Linked DNA regions of Homo sapiens: all the other regions are linked to region 3. A link is a contact called in ENCODE Hi-C data. All regions are on one chromosome and are shown on one strand. Each heading gives the region's core, a stretch centred on a gene start or an enhancer-like site at or near the end of the contact. The rest is flanking DNA. Distances are from core to core; before and after follow the strand shown. Region 1 holds the start of CST7 (cystatin F). Region 2 has its middle 8.7 kb from the start of VSX1. Region 3 holds the start of NANP (N-acetylneuraminic acid phosphatase).

Region 1 (4,674 bases), core at 1,379-3,878, 670 kb before region 3:
CAGCATATAAACAGAACCAATGAGAAAAACCACATGATTATCTTAATAGATGCAGAAAAGGCCTTCAACAAAATTCAACACCCCTTCATGCTAAAAACTCTGAATAAAGTAGGTTTTGATGAACTGTATCTTAAAATAATAAGAGCTATTTATGACAAACCCACAGCCAATATCATACTGAATGGACAAAAACTTGAAGCATTCCCTTTGAAAACTGGCACAAGACTAGGATGCCCTCTCTCACCACTCCTATTCAACATAGTGTTGGAAGTTCTGGCCAGGGCAATTAGGCAGGAGAAGGAAATAAAGAGTATTCAAATAGGAAAAGAGGGAGTCAAATTGTCTCTGTTTGCAGATGACATGACTGTATATTTAGAAAACCCCATCATCTCAGCCCAAAATCTCCACAAGCTGATAAGCAACTTCAGCAAAGTCTCAGGATACAAAATCAATGTGCAAAAATCACAAACATTCCTATACACCAATAATAGACAAACAGAGAGTGAAATTATAAGTGAACTCCCATTCACAATTGCTACAAAGAGAATAAAATACCTAGGAATACAACTTACAAGGGATGTGAAGGACCTCTTCAAGGAGAACTACAAACCACTGTTCAAGGAAATAAGAGAGGATACAAATAAATGGAAAAACATTCCATGCTCATGGATAGGAAGAATCAATGTTGTGAAAATGGCCATACTGCCCAAAGTAATTTATAGATTCAGTGATATCCCCCATCAAGCTATCATTGACTTTCTTCACAGAATTGGAAAAAACTACTTTAAAGTTCATAGGGAACCAAAAAAGAGCCTGCATAGCCAAGACAATCCTAAGCAAAAAGAACAAAGCTGGAGGCATCATGCTATCTGACTTCAAACCATACTACAAGCCTACAGTAACCAAAACAGCATGGTACTGGTACCAAAACAGATATATAGACCAATGGAACAGAACAGAAGCCCAGAAATAACACCACACATCAACAACCACCTGATCTTTGACAAACCTGACTAAAACAACCAATGGGGAAAGGATTCCCTATTTAATAAATGGTGTTGGGAAAACTGGCTAGCCATTTGCAGAAAACTGAAACTGGACCCCTTCCTTACACCTTATACAAAAATTAACTCAACATGGATTAAGGACTTAAGACCTAAAACCATAAAAACCCTAGAAGAAAACCTAGGCAGTACCATTCAGGACATAGGCATGGGCAAAGACTTCATGACTAAAACACCAAAAGGAATAGCAACAAAAGCCAAAATTGATAAATGGGACCTAATTAAACTAATGAACTTCCACACAGCAAAAGAAACTGTCATCAGAGTGAACAGGCAACCTACAGAATGGGAGAAAATTTTTGCAATATATCCATTTGACAAAGAGCTAATGTCGAGAATCTACAAGGAACTTAAACAATTGACAAGAAAAAAACAACCCCATCAAAAATTGGGTGAAGGATATGAACAGACACTAAAAAGAAGACATTTATGCAGCCAAGAAACATATGAAAAAACGCTCATCATCACTGGTCATTAGAGAAATGCAAATCAAAACCACAATGAGGTACCATCTCATGCCAGTTAGAATGGTGATCGTTAAAAAGTCAGGAAGCAACAGATGCTGGAGAGGATGTGGAGAAATAGGAACGCTTTTACACTGTTGGTGGGAGTGTAAATTAGTTCAACCATTGTGGAAGACAGTGTGGTGATTCCTCAAGGATCTAGAACCAGAAATACCATTTGACCCAGCAATTTCATTACTGGGTATATACTCAAAAATCATTCTACTATAAAGACACATGCACACGTATGTTTACTGCAGCACTAGTCACAATAGCAAAGACTTGGAACCAACCCAAATGCCCATCAATGGTAGACTGGATAAAGAAAATGTGGCACATATACACCATGGAATACTATGCAGCCATAAAAAAGATGAGTTCATGTCCTTTGCAGGGACATGGATGAAGCTGGAAACCATCATTCTCAGCAAACTAACACAAGAACAGAAAACCAAACACCGCATGTTCTCATTCATAGGTGGGAGTTGAACAATGAGAACACATGGACACAGGGAGGGGAACATCACACACCAAGGACTATCTGGGGATCCGGGGCCAGGGGAGGGATAGCATTTGGAGAAATACCTAATGTAGATGATGGGTTGATGGGTGCAGCAAACCACCATGGCACGTGTATACCTATGTAACAAACCTGCATGTTCTGCACATGTACCCCAGAACTTAAGTAATTAAAAGAAAAAGGAAAATCAAGTGATTTTGCTTTTGAAAATTCCTGCTAATGTTTTTCATGCAACATCTCTTTCGTGTGTGGCTCAGGGGTAGAACATTGCATCAGGATTTGCTCATGGGTCTCATGTCTCTTCCTCCTCCCCCAGCAAATGACGGCTGCTCGGAAACTTTTATAAAGGAAGCGGTTGCTTTGTGGCTGATAGATCTGAAGGTGAAGAGCTTCTGGCCAAAATGATTCAGCAGCAAAACACTCCCCTCCCCAGCACCACGCAGGCAGCCCCCTAGCCCCGCCCCTGCCCCATCCCACAGTGGTTTGCAGGGTGGGGTTCCATGCTGTGGCCCTGGCACCTGCCCCTGGGCTGGGACAGCCCACTGTTCCATGCTGCCCAAGAAGGCTCAGCACAGGCACAAACCATTGCCCGGCACTGGCCCGTGCTGCCTGAGAAGGATTGGCACGGGCACAGACCACTGCCCCCACCTGCCCTGCGCCATCTACCCAAGAAGGCTCGGCACGGGCACCAACCACTGCCTCCAACTGCCCCATGCTGCCTGAGAAGGCACTGCACGGCCACCCCCAACTGCCCCGCACTGTCCCTACCCGGGCAGCCATGCGAGCGGCTGGAACTCTGCTGGCCTTCTGCTGCCTGGTCTTGAGCACCACTGGGGGCCCTTCCCCAGGTAAGTGGCGTTCTCCCCTGTCCGCTCCCCGGGGGTCTCTCCCTGAGATTGGCCACTGGTGCCTTGGGTCTTCCCCAGGGCACTTTCCTAGCTTGGAGCCCCCACAGGACCATGCGGTGGTGAGAGGTGCTGGGAGTGGTGAGAGGGGCAAGGGGCTCCATCTGGCTGCAGCTACCTTTGGGGGTAGCAGGCTACAGGGATGAAGGGTTTGGGGGCTGCCCCAGAAGGCTAGGGGCAAGGGAAGCATCTTCTATTCTCTGGCTCTTCACAGAGGTCTGAGAAAGGTCTAAGTAAGGCAGGTCTCCCGCAGCTCCTCTGCGGGACGGAGGCGACAGGGCAGCCACATGCCTGTGGTTAGCCGCTTCTATCTGATGGCTTGTCATTCCTTCCTGCTGGCTGTTGTCCTGTGACTTGGCTCCAGGGACCCTAACGATCAGACTCTTTCACCCTTCCTGAAATCCACTCCCTGAGGGTCAGCACTCAGGGGGAGGGGGGACAGGGAGGAAAGAGCCACTGCCTGTGCACTGGGAAACTGAGACACAGCCAGGCTAGGTGATTTGCCCAAGTCACACAGCCAGGGACAACCTGCTCTCCCCCAAAGGGAACTGGGCCATGGCCTCCCTGGCACAGGAATCAGACCAGGATACTGATGGGGACTTGGGAGGCCCCCACCTCATTTAACCAACCAGGAAGCTGGCACCAGAGGGCTGAGGTGACCCGCTCAAGTCATATGACCCCCACCCAGCAGACAGGGACAGAAGGGGGCTGGAGCCTGGCCAAAGGGGCCCAGGTGGGGGCTGTGCAGCAGGACCACTGACAAGAGGATGGCTCCAGAGCACCCAAGGGGTTCTTGGAGGGTTCTCACCTCCTCCTGGTGAGTCAGGATACTGAGGACTCAGTGATGCTGGGGGACACTGTGTCGAGCTCCCAGGCCTGGCCTAGGGCGGACGCTGCGACTGAGCAGCCAAGGGGACACGGCAGGCTGGAGGAGGGGCCGGGGGCAGCTTCTGCTCTCACTGATGGGAACATGCCACCGCCACCAGCTCTGGGTAGTGCTCAGCGAACATGGAGCTGACCCATGGCTGGCAGAAGGCTGGGGACAGCATACCCGGCCCTGCCTCCCAGCTTGGGAGCCTTCTTAGCTCACGCAAGGAGCCCTCCACCTGCTTCCCAGCCTCACAGGGGCCTCTCCTCCTGGCCCTGTCCTGATGCAGTGCTGCCTGCCTGCTGCCATTCTGTGCCCTGCCCCTTCGTGTCTCCAAGGTCCAAGGGGGAAGCAGGGAAGAGAGGCAAGTTCACTCCAGAGAAGTGGCTCGTTCTCACACCTCAGAAAAGGCTCTCCTGGAGGGGACATGGAGCCAGCTGTCCTAGCGTGTCCTGGGATCTAATTAAACCTACTGACTGCTGAGGGGTTTCAGAGCTCTGCTCATCTCACGGAGCAGGCTAGGGACTATAACAGGGTGGCGTGGGAGCCGATGTGCTGGGCAGCTGGCAACGTCATTTTCCTGGGTGGTGTTCCCGGCCCCTCGCTGGTATGTAATGCTGCACCAAGCCTTTCCCTCCATTCTCAGCAGACCTGCTGTCAGCCACCAAACCCCAGAGAGAAGCTCCAGAGCCCACGTTCACACACACAGAGCGGGCCCTCAGCCTCAGTCCTACCATCCATGAAATGGGAAGATAACTGCACCCCGTCTCCGGCCCTGGGGAGGCTGAACAGAGGTGGCTCGGGGAAGGCACAG
Region 2 (4,480 bases), core at 980-3,479, 530 kb before region 3:
TCATGGGCCCCTTCTTCCATAAAAATATTTAAAGTTGTATTTTGTGCCTATGTTGGCATAAAGGTGAATATAATCCAGTCTAGATTCATTATTGTATATTCTTTATTATTGTACTCATTTTTCCTTCTGATTTTAAAATATATTCAATGGCATTAGAAGCATAGGCCCTGGGCATTGTACCCAAGGCATTAGTGTGCACTGGCCCTGCTGACTGGTTTAAGCAGCCACAAGCCACCAGATTCAAGGACAGGACACAGATTCAAGGTGGGACACAGGACCCACCACATCGCACTTGCAGGGCCAGGCGCCAAGCAGTGCTCAGCCACCCATCAACGCCCAGCCCAAATGGTTCCTCACCGCAGAGCCTCCCCAGGTTTTCCTGCCCCAGCTGGAACAAAATCACTGCTGCACTCTTGAAGCACTTGATGCTCCTTTGGTCTTATTTTCTTATTCTTAAGTTCTTTTGTGTCTGTTCTCATCTCCTACCTGGCTCCAGGAGCCCAGAACTGAGTCTTTTCATTAACACATCCCCTGGACAAATGTTCTTTACCTTCCAGGACAGTGACTTCCCTGGTGGCCTCTGGAAGAGGCCTCCTTACTATGTGCCAGTGGTTCTCAAAGTGTGGTTCCCAAAAGTGGTTCTGGCCACCTGGGCATTGGCCAGAAAAACAAACTCTTGGACCCCATCCAGACCTCCAACATCAGAGACCTTGGGGAGACCCATGATCTGTGTGTTCACAAGCCCCCCAGAGGACCCTGAGCCCCACTCAAGTTTGAGAACCACATCTTCTATTAATGCTTCATGAACCATATATCCTGACTGGTTTTACAAATATGTTGTGGGTGCAGAAACACCCAGTTATTCTCAAATGCTCTGAGGAGCTATGAGGAAAGCTTGAGTTCAGCACTAAGATAATAGTCAGCACCAGACATGAGCTTAGGGAATCAGGAAATTGAGGTTCTAAAAGGAGAAGGAAAAAAGAAAAGAGAAAATTTTATTTTAAAATGTTACATATCAAAAAATACATTAGTGGGAAAACTCACAGCCACCATCGGTGGGGCCCTTGGTCTGCGCCAGGCACTGCAGAGCTTCTCACGAACCCATTCACTTACCACTTGTGACAGCTCTGATGAGGGAGGTCCTGTATCGTCCCCATTCTGTGGGTGAGAAAACGGAGGCCCAGAGCTGGGACCAGCCCAACAGCCAGGGGAGCGGTCAGGACCCAAATCCTGACGGTCAGGCTAGAAGCAGCGAAATCTCCACGGGGCCTGGTCTGTGGCTTAACCTTGGTTTTGTTCTTCATGTTGCAGCGCTTGGGATCTGGCGAGGTCTGACTCTTACACTGTTCCAACTGCTGTAGACGGATGGCATTATGGGCTTGAGGCAGATTTCCCAGAGGCTCACATGCCCCATGGCCGGTCTTTTCCCTTTAGGTCCTGAGACAATAGGAAAATCCTGGGTAGGAATCCAGGTAACACTTTGATTCCAAAGAACATACTTCTCTTCCTCCTTTTCCAGCCTCTTCACTGTCTCTCTCCTCTCCTCTCTTCTCTTCCTTAGCTTCTTCTGGTTAAGTTCCATCTGTAAGACAAAGGAACCCAGAGCCAAGTTAAGCTTAGGAGAGGACACACCATCCAGTCCCTGAGCTAAGCCCACCCTCGGACCCCACTGCAGAAAAGGTCATGAGCAGAGGGCACAGAAGGATCTGCCTCTCCTCCTCTCCCCCATGGCAGACAAAAGCAGGTGCACTGTGTGGACATCAAGAAGGTGAGAGGGAGGTGACATAGGCCACCCTAACCAGAAGGTCACACCTGGGCATGTGAGGGGCCGCTGAAGGACAGCCCAAGAGCTGCTGCTGAGCTTCATTTCTGGTATTAAACAAGCACTAGGTCATCTCTTGGCAATTGAGAAACCTGGCCAATGATAATGTGCTTTTAACCAGCTCATATTAGAAGTGAATGTGATCACTATCCCAGCTCACAGGTAGCACCGAGGCTCTAGGCAAAGGTCAGAACAACTCTGCCAGGGTGGCGTGACTGCGGGTTCCTGCCTCTGCTTGCTGGGGACCTACTTACTCCAAGGAGGCAGGCACCGGCCATGACCCTATTTGAAGGAGGTCTTTGCTCCTCCCTCTGTGCTCAACTCCCAGTCAGCTCCCTCCAAGGCATCCGCCACAATTGCAACCGTTCACTCACCTGCTGGTTTACTGCTTTACCCATCTGCCTTGCCGGATGCTGTAGCTGACAGTGCTGGCAGGCTGCCCTCCGGGTCGCCTGCAGCCTCTGTAGACAGTTCACACACACACCACAGCTTCCTGCCTGCAGCACCTGCCACTCGAGCGGAGGATGCCCCAAAGCCAGGAGTGCACCAGCTAGGACTGAAGTCCTGGGGGGCAGAGGGTGATGCCTCCAGCAGCCACTCTTGACAGATGACAGGGGTTGATGGATGATACCTGGCCAAGGGGTGCAATGATCCTGTGGTAGGAAAATCCCGAAGAGAAATCACCTTGCATAGTCACCCGAGGTCCTGGTGTGATTGAGCCTTGGGAAATGCCACTTGCTGTCACAGCTTCTCTGTGTCCCTGCCCCTCCCCTACTAGAACTTCCTGGGTTCCTCCCACATTACTTACTTCACTCAAATCCCTGTCTCAGAGTCTGCTGTGCAGAACCCAAGCCTAGACTGACCATAAGCTCCAGAGCAGGGCTGGGGCTGGCCTGGGGCCCCTGCATGCCAGGGCCCCGCACACTCCTGGTGCAGAGCCAGTGCTTAGTGAAGGTCTGCAGCGGGGGAACAGGCCATAAGATGGAGGAGTCTGAACCATATGCCTGTTGCCTGACGGGGTCTCCTGGGAGAAACTTAGCTCTTCCCCATTCACTCCACATTAGATCTGGAGTCCTCTCCCCAGTCCTGTCCCCATGCTCAAGGCCTGGTCCAAGGAAGGTTGGCTGGGAGCATGTCATCCACTGTAACCTGAGTGCTCAAGAGGAAAGAAAGGCGCCCCAACATCAGACTCTCACAGCCCAGCCCTGGGACTGCCCTCCTGCAGGAAGAAGCTGAATATTTTACAAAATACTAGAAGAAGAGGCTGAGAAATTTACAAACCTGTTTCACTCACCGGTTTCAACAAAAGTGTGGAAATGAATGTCACTGAGCTGCCACCCTGAAACTGCTTTGTTTGTGCTGAGTTTTCACTGATGAAGGCTAGCAGAAGCGGCAGCATGGCTAGGGCACCTTGGGGACTCTGGCAGGGTTGGCTGCAGCAGCCATCTGTGTGGACCCAGTACCTCCAGTCCATCACCCTGAGTGGAGGGTTGCAGCATGCTTGTCTGATTACTGACTCTTCTTCTAGCTCACTCCCCCTAACACACTAATAACCGGACATGCTCAGATCGGTCAGAGAAATGCTCATGAAAGAGTGGAGGAAGAGAAGGAGAAATCAGAAAGGAGAGGGTACAACAATGAAGAAGACCCATCCATCGCAGACACTGGCCACCACATGCATTAAATCAGCCCTTCCTGGACACAACAAAGGCCACTATCCTAAGTTCAGCTCCCTGTAGAGACAGGAAATGGCAAATGCTGAGACATTTTATTCCTAAACTACCGTTATAGTCAAGTCTTTTGTCTGCCAAAGGGGAAAGGATTCTGCAGTGGTTTATGCTCTTCATCCTCTCACACACTTAGAGGAACTTTGAGTACATACTTCCCATACTGCTGAGCATACATCTTCGGGTCCTGAGGGTTCTTGTCTTTCATTTCAAGTAGGAGGTAAATTTTAGAGTGCCCTGGCCAAGGAGGGAGCCCATTCAGATGGTTGCAAGGAAGTGGGGGGCCTTCGAATTTTATTTTTGGTTTACATAATACTTCAGATGCATGCACCTAACAACAGAGTATCAAAACACAGGAAGCGAAAACTGATAGAACAGCAAGGAAAATATAAGCTATATAAAATTCTTTACTGCATTAATAGTTGGAGACTTCAACGCTCCTTTATCAGTAATTGATAGATCTAGTGGGCATAAAATCAGTAAGGGTATAGTAAGGAACAGCACCATTTATCACTGGATCTAACTGACGTCTATAGAGTACTTCATCCAACAACAGCAGAATACATATTTTTCTCAAGATCACATGGAACATTCATCAAATAGGCCATATTCGAGGCCATAACACATACCTTAACAAATTTAAACGAATAGAAATTATCCAAAATATGTTCTCAGAGCACAGTGGAATTAAACTAGAAGTCAAAAACAGAAATCTACCAGAAGCTGAAAAAAAAATCCCCAAATATATGGAGATTAAGCAATGTACTTCTATTTTACATAAGAATTAAAGAAGAAGTCTCAAGAAAAATTAAAAAGTATTTTTAACTTAATGAAAATAAAAATACAACTTACCAAATGTGTGGAATGCAGTGAAAACAGTGCTTAGAGGAAAATATGTAACATTAAATTCATTTGCTAGAAAAGAAGGAAG
Region 3 (4,609 bases), core at 507-3,006:
CTGAGACATGCACGGGGCATGTGCAGTGGTGGACAGACAGCGTACGAGGGTGGAAGGTGCTATAGTTCGCTGAGTGGACACTGCAACCATGGGCTTCCCAAGTATTACAGGGTTATTGAGGACTAATATAATTCACATTTTATGAAGATATAAGGCTCCGAGTGGTTAATTCCTTGAGGCACTTTCAGCTAGGTTTTGGGAGAGCTGTGATTCATATTCAAATGTCTGATTTTAAAGCCCAAACTCTGGGCCTACAGCAAGAATTGGCCTAAAGCAATAATTTAATTGAAATGCACAGGACTCAGCTTACTAATAACACACAGGTAAATATGTAACATCTGCAGCGAGAGATACTGGAGGCAATATGGCACAGGGTGGCACCCCTGAGGTGGAGGCCAACAAGTTAAAAGTGTGGAATGCCTCAGTAAAGTCATGAAGACAGACTTTAAAAATGTCTACTGATTCCGGCATTTTGGGAATGCCTAGTGATCCAGCAAGTCTATTTCAGTCTAGCGGTGAAGATAAAGCGACATTACGATGGATTTAGTAATAAATAGGAGGTAGAGACAAGGAGATAACGGGTATAGATTTCTCCGGGAAAACATGGCTGTCAAGAGAGACAGGCAACATCTACAGCAGGAAGAATAGCCCAAAGGGAGGCATCCTTTTTACAGCTTTTTTAAAACTATAGGGCAAACATGAATATGCGGCAGGAGTGGAATGCAGCTAAAAAGAAAACGGATGAGGTAGTGGAAGATCCAGGGACACAAAAACTAACTGATGAAGCATGAAGAGGACGGGGCGCTCAGGTTTGGATGAATTAGCTTTTGAAAGTGAGTTTTCCACATCTGATAAATCCTTCCCTTTCCCCTTGAAGCTGAAGGTAGAGAAAGGGAAGCCGGGGTGGACTGGGGCTGGAACACGGGAAGGTCTGAAAGCGCCTCCGCGCGTGTAGAGGGGCAGTGCCGCGGAGGAGCGCCTCAGGAAGGGCATGCCCTCGCAGCACGGGCTTTTGCTGTGTCACGTGTCAGAAAGCCACGGTGACCACCACCCCGCCAGGGAGGCCAGAAGAAGTTCTGCGGCGACAATTCTCTAAAGCAGGGCTTAAGTCCAGGCTCGGTACTGACAGCCGTGTCCCTTCTTGGGTCAACACTGGGGCTAACTCTACCATGTCTCCTCCCAGCAACCCCGAAAGTCGCATGGGGGACACGACCCTCTGTCGAGCTCCACACCGACAGTCTGACCGGGGGCGGGACCAGCGCCTGGTCTCGCGGCTTTGCTGTCGCCTCCCGCGCCCACGGGCACCTCCGCCACCGTGGCAGCCGTCACGGAGCCCTTCCGCGTCCCGAGCGCCAAGGCACCTGCGAGCAGCCGCTCCAGGGCTCGAGATTGGGTGACAAGCGGCCGCCAGGCCAGGGAAAGCAGACCCGCAGGGCCCGCGCGCCTCCAGCCACCTCCGCACCCGCACGCTCCACAGGTTTCAACCAGCAAGAGCGGCCCGCGGCGCCGGGGTGGAAGTGGGGTCAAGGGGAGGTGAGCGTGCAGGACGGGGCGGGGCGCACTGACCCCGCCCAGAGGAGCGCCATGGGTGGGGACGTTACCTCCAACATGCCTCTCCTGCTCGCCCCGGCCGTGTCGATGAGAGTGTTGTCCAAGTCAAAGAAAACCGCCCGCACGCGGCTCAGCCCCATAGCGCCGGCCGCTGGCGCGAACCGTAGCCTTGCCACCGCCGCCTGCGCATGCGCAAGGCGGACTGCCCAGAGAGACGTGGGAGGAGCCGCGAAGTCACCAGACCATCTCCCGGCGCGGGTGGAATTCCCGCGATCTGTCTCATTCCCTGCGCCGCCGAGAAAAGTGAGATCCCGCGAGACTCCCAGGGTATGGTCTCTCAAGAGCCCTGGAAACGTGTGTCGGCGCCGCCGGATGCGGCGACTTCTCAGTGGCTGTGGCTGGCGTTGGTCCGAAGCGTGGTGTTCTTCCCTGGTGTCTTTCTGCTTATCTCTTTCCTCCCTGGGCCCTCCGGCGCGAGGGACCGTCATCACCTCCCCGAGAGAGGTTGTCCGCGCTGCCAGGCGCTGGGCAGCAGGCTCTCCGGGTGGCCGGGCGGGCGGCGCGGAGACGTCGGCGGGCCTGATGTCTGCCTTGAGCGCCCGCGGTCCTAGCCTGCCTGTACGCGCAGGTCACTGTAGGTGATCTGGGGACGGGGGAAGGTGGAGCCTGCGCCTTCCCGCCTCGCGCCATTTGCGGCCTTCGCCGGGGTGGAATCCCTGTCTGCCTGGGCCCGCGCCAGCACGTTTCTGAAGGATGTGACTTGGGTCTCTTACAACCCGTTTAGTACCTGTGCCCTAAGACGGAGGGGCTGTGTAGTGGCTGCCCCATGTTTTGCCCTTCCTGATTGTTTTCCTGAAACCTTGCGTTCTCAGGTCTTTGGATGCCTTTTACTCGGTTGTTTTCAGGCATAGCAAGAGGTTGAGGGACGTCGACCGCCTTTTAAACCCGCGGAAGGGCTGTAGCAACTCTTGTCTCCTAGTGCTGGCAGAACGGGGATCGTAACACTAATCTCTAATCTTTGTCTCTCTTGGGTACCTTTACTGTAATTTGGATATGTGGTCATCATTAGTGACCAGAAATTGACTGTCAGGTACAGGCCAATTACCTGATTTTGTTTAGCCAGTGAGCTAAGTGGTTTTTTTTATTTTTTAATTTATTTTTATTTTTATTTTCGAGATGGAGTCTTGCTCTGTCACCCAGTCTGGCGTGTAGTGGCACGATCTTGGCTCACTGCAACCTCCGCCTCCCGGGTTCAAGCAATTCTCCGGCTTCAGCCTCCTGAGTAGCTGGGATTACAGGCGCATGCCACCACCCCCCGGCTAATTTTTGTATTTTTAGTAGAGACGGAGTTTCACCATGTTGGCCAGGCTGGTTCTCGAACTCCTGACTTCGTGATCCACCCGTCTTGGCCTCCCAAAGAGCTGGGATTACAGGCGTGAGCCACCGCGCCTGGCTAAGGGTGATTTTTACATTTGTAAATGGATTTAAAAAATCAAAATAACAGTGTTTTGTTACACATGAAAATCAAGAAATTTTAGTGCCCATAGTTGCATTAGAACACAGCGCACACATTCATTTCTGTATCGTCTGTGGCTGCTGTTGCCATACAGAAGCAGACAGAGTTGAGTAATTGTAAGCGAGACCACGTGGCTGGAAATCCTAAAATATTCATTATTTAGCTCTTTAGAGAAAAAAATTGCCAGTCTCTCACCTCGCTGGTGGAACTCCTTAACAGACCACTGATGTTCAGTAGGTTAGATTAATTGGTTTATCTTTATATTAATAGGAGTTTCTTCTGCAGCGTTAGACTACCTACAGTTTCTATATTTTATGGAGCACAATCACAGTTGACATCTCATTGCTATGGTGGAGAATAAACCCATAGGCATTCCTCAAAACCATGACTCCTTTCTGTGCTTACCTCATTGACGTATAGGGCTAGCCTATCAATTGTGGACATTTAGATTAGCAATCAGCCAAAATTATGGTGAATTAATTGGAGTTACTTTTAATTGCCTGAAATGTCAGAATCAATTTAGCATAAAACTATAGGCACAGGAAGCTTATAGGATTGGAGCAGCTTTTTTTTTTTTTTTCTGACTTGCATGCAGAGTTTGTTGTTTGCTGATTTAGGCAAAAATCTAAGGTTAGATGAGGCATAGCAGTCTGTATAATCCTTTTAAGGGGATGCGTTGTTTGATAGATTTCCTTTTGTGACAAGTCGTCTAATGGCATTCCATGACCTGTCCAACTTTGTGTAGAGCACCCTATTCTGTTGCTGTTCATAAAAATCTGAATCTGTTGTCCCACACATAGCACCAATTGAAAATAAAAAACAGGAGAGGGAGGATTAAAATTGGCCTATACCGCCTCCTCCAATTGCAGAAACATCGGTGCTGCCTCCTTCGGTAGTAGAAATAGAAACCCCAACACAAAGAATTTTACGCTCTGCTGTCATAGCTGGAGAGCCCTTAGGACCTTGCGCTTTTCCTGTTTCCATAAGGCCTGATCCAAATAATCCATAGTAGGTAATTCATGAACACACTCCACAGGAATTTAAGTTGTTGAAGGAATTAAAAACTAGTGTGGTCAATAATGGAGTACAAAGCCCATGGTTCCCAGAGGAAGGAATTCTAGACATAGAACTCTGGGAACAAGTGGGGAGAAACCTTAAACAACATCAGGCGCAAAGGCATCAGGTCCCAGTAAAATCTTTAATGTTATGGGCTTTAATTTGAGCAGCCCTGGCTCAGTTACACACAGAAGATCCTAAAAAGAGGAAGGAGAAGAAAACATCACCTGCCTTATCACCTCCTCTTCCCTCAGCCCCAATATCACTGGGCCAAAATAACAAAGAGGAAACAGAGGTCTTACCTAAGCCGCCTCCTCCTATAGATAGGGAAAAGGACAGAGGATATACTACAGCTATCAGTCCCTGTCCAGGTGCCACTATGTAACTAGCATGGACCTAGGGGGACTGAACAAAGAGGGGGAACACAGGAATGAAAGACGAGATAAAAATATATTTGGAAGAAGGGGTCGGGGGCACCTTGCCTCT

The links. Hi-C counts contacts between places; a loop is a spot of excess contacts on that map. Pooled maps may share reads with other maps.
Region 1: a pooled map shows a loop between it and region 3 (7-fold over the local background). The contact joins the promoter of CST7 here to the promoter of NANP in region 3. A Hi-C loop is called at or near these places in 6 of 50 pooled maps.
Region 2: a pooled map shows a loop between it and region 3 (3-fold over the local background). The contact joins the enhancer-like site here to the promoter of NANP in region 3. A Hi-C loop is called at or near these places in 4 of 50 pooled maps.

Annotation. Positions count from the first base shown.
Region 1 is chr20:24,946,641-24,951,314 of GRCh38, forward strand. It overlaps CST7 (cystatin F), which reads left to right and starts at 2,629. Exons shown (of 4, transcript NM_003650.4): 1 at 2,629-2,935. The coding sequence starts at 2,866. RefSeq lists an enhancer at 2,295-2,344.
Region 2 is chr20:25,088,647-25,093,126 of GRCh38, forward strand. No RefSeq gene overlaps it. Among named protein-coding and RNA genes, the nearest start is that of VSX1, 8.7 kb to the left of the region's middle. Within about 2 kb of position 2,230, at least 4 of the 41 ENCODE cell types and tissues checked have a DNase peak (open chromatin) inside an H3K27ac peak, as active enhancers do.
Region 3 is chr20:25,622,258-25,626,866 of GRCh38, forward strand. It overlaps NANP (N-acetylneuraminic acid phosphatase), which reads right to left and starts at 1,757. Exons shown (of 2, transcript NM_152667.3): 1 at 1,602-1,757. The coding sequence starts at 1,691. It overlaps ZNF337-AS1 (ZNF337 antisense RNA 1), which reads left to right and starts at 1,788. Exons shown (of 4, transcript NR_126465.1): 1 at 1,788-1,878. RefSeq lists enhancers at 1,030-1,705, 1,677-1,846 and a silencer at 1,447-1,506.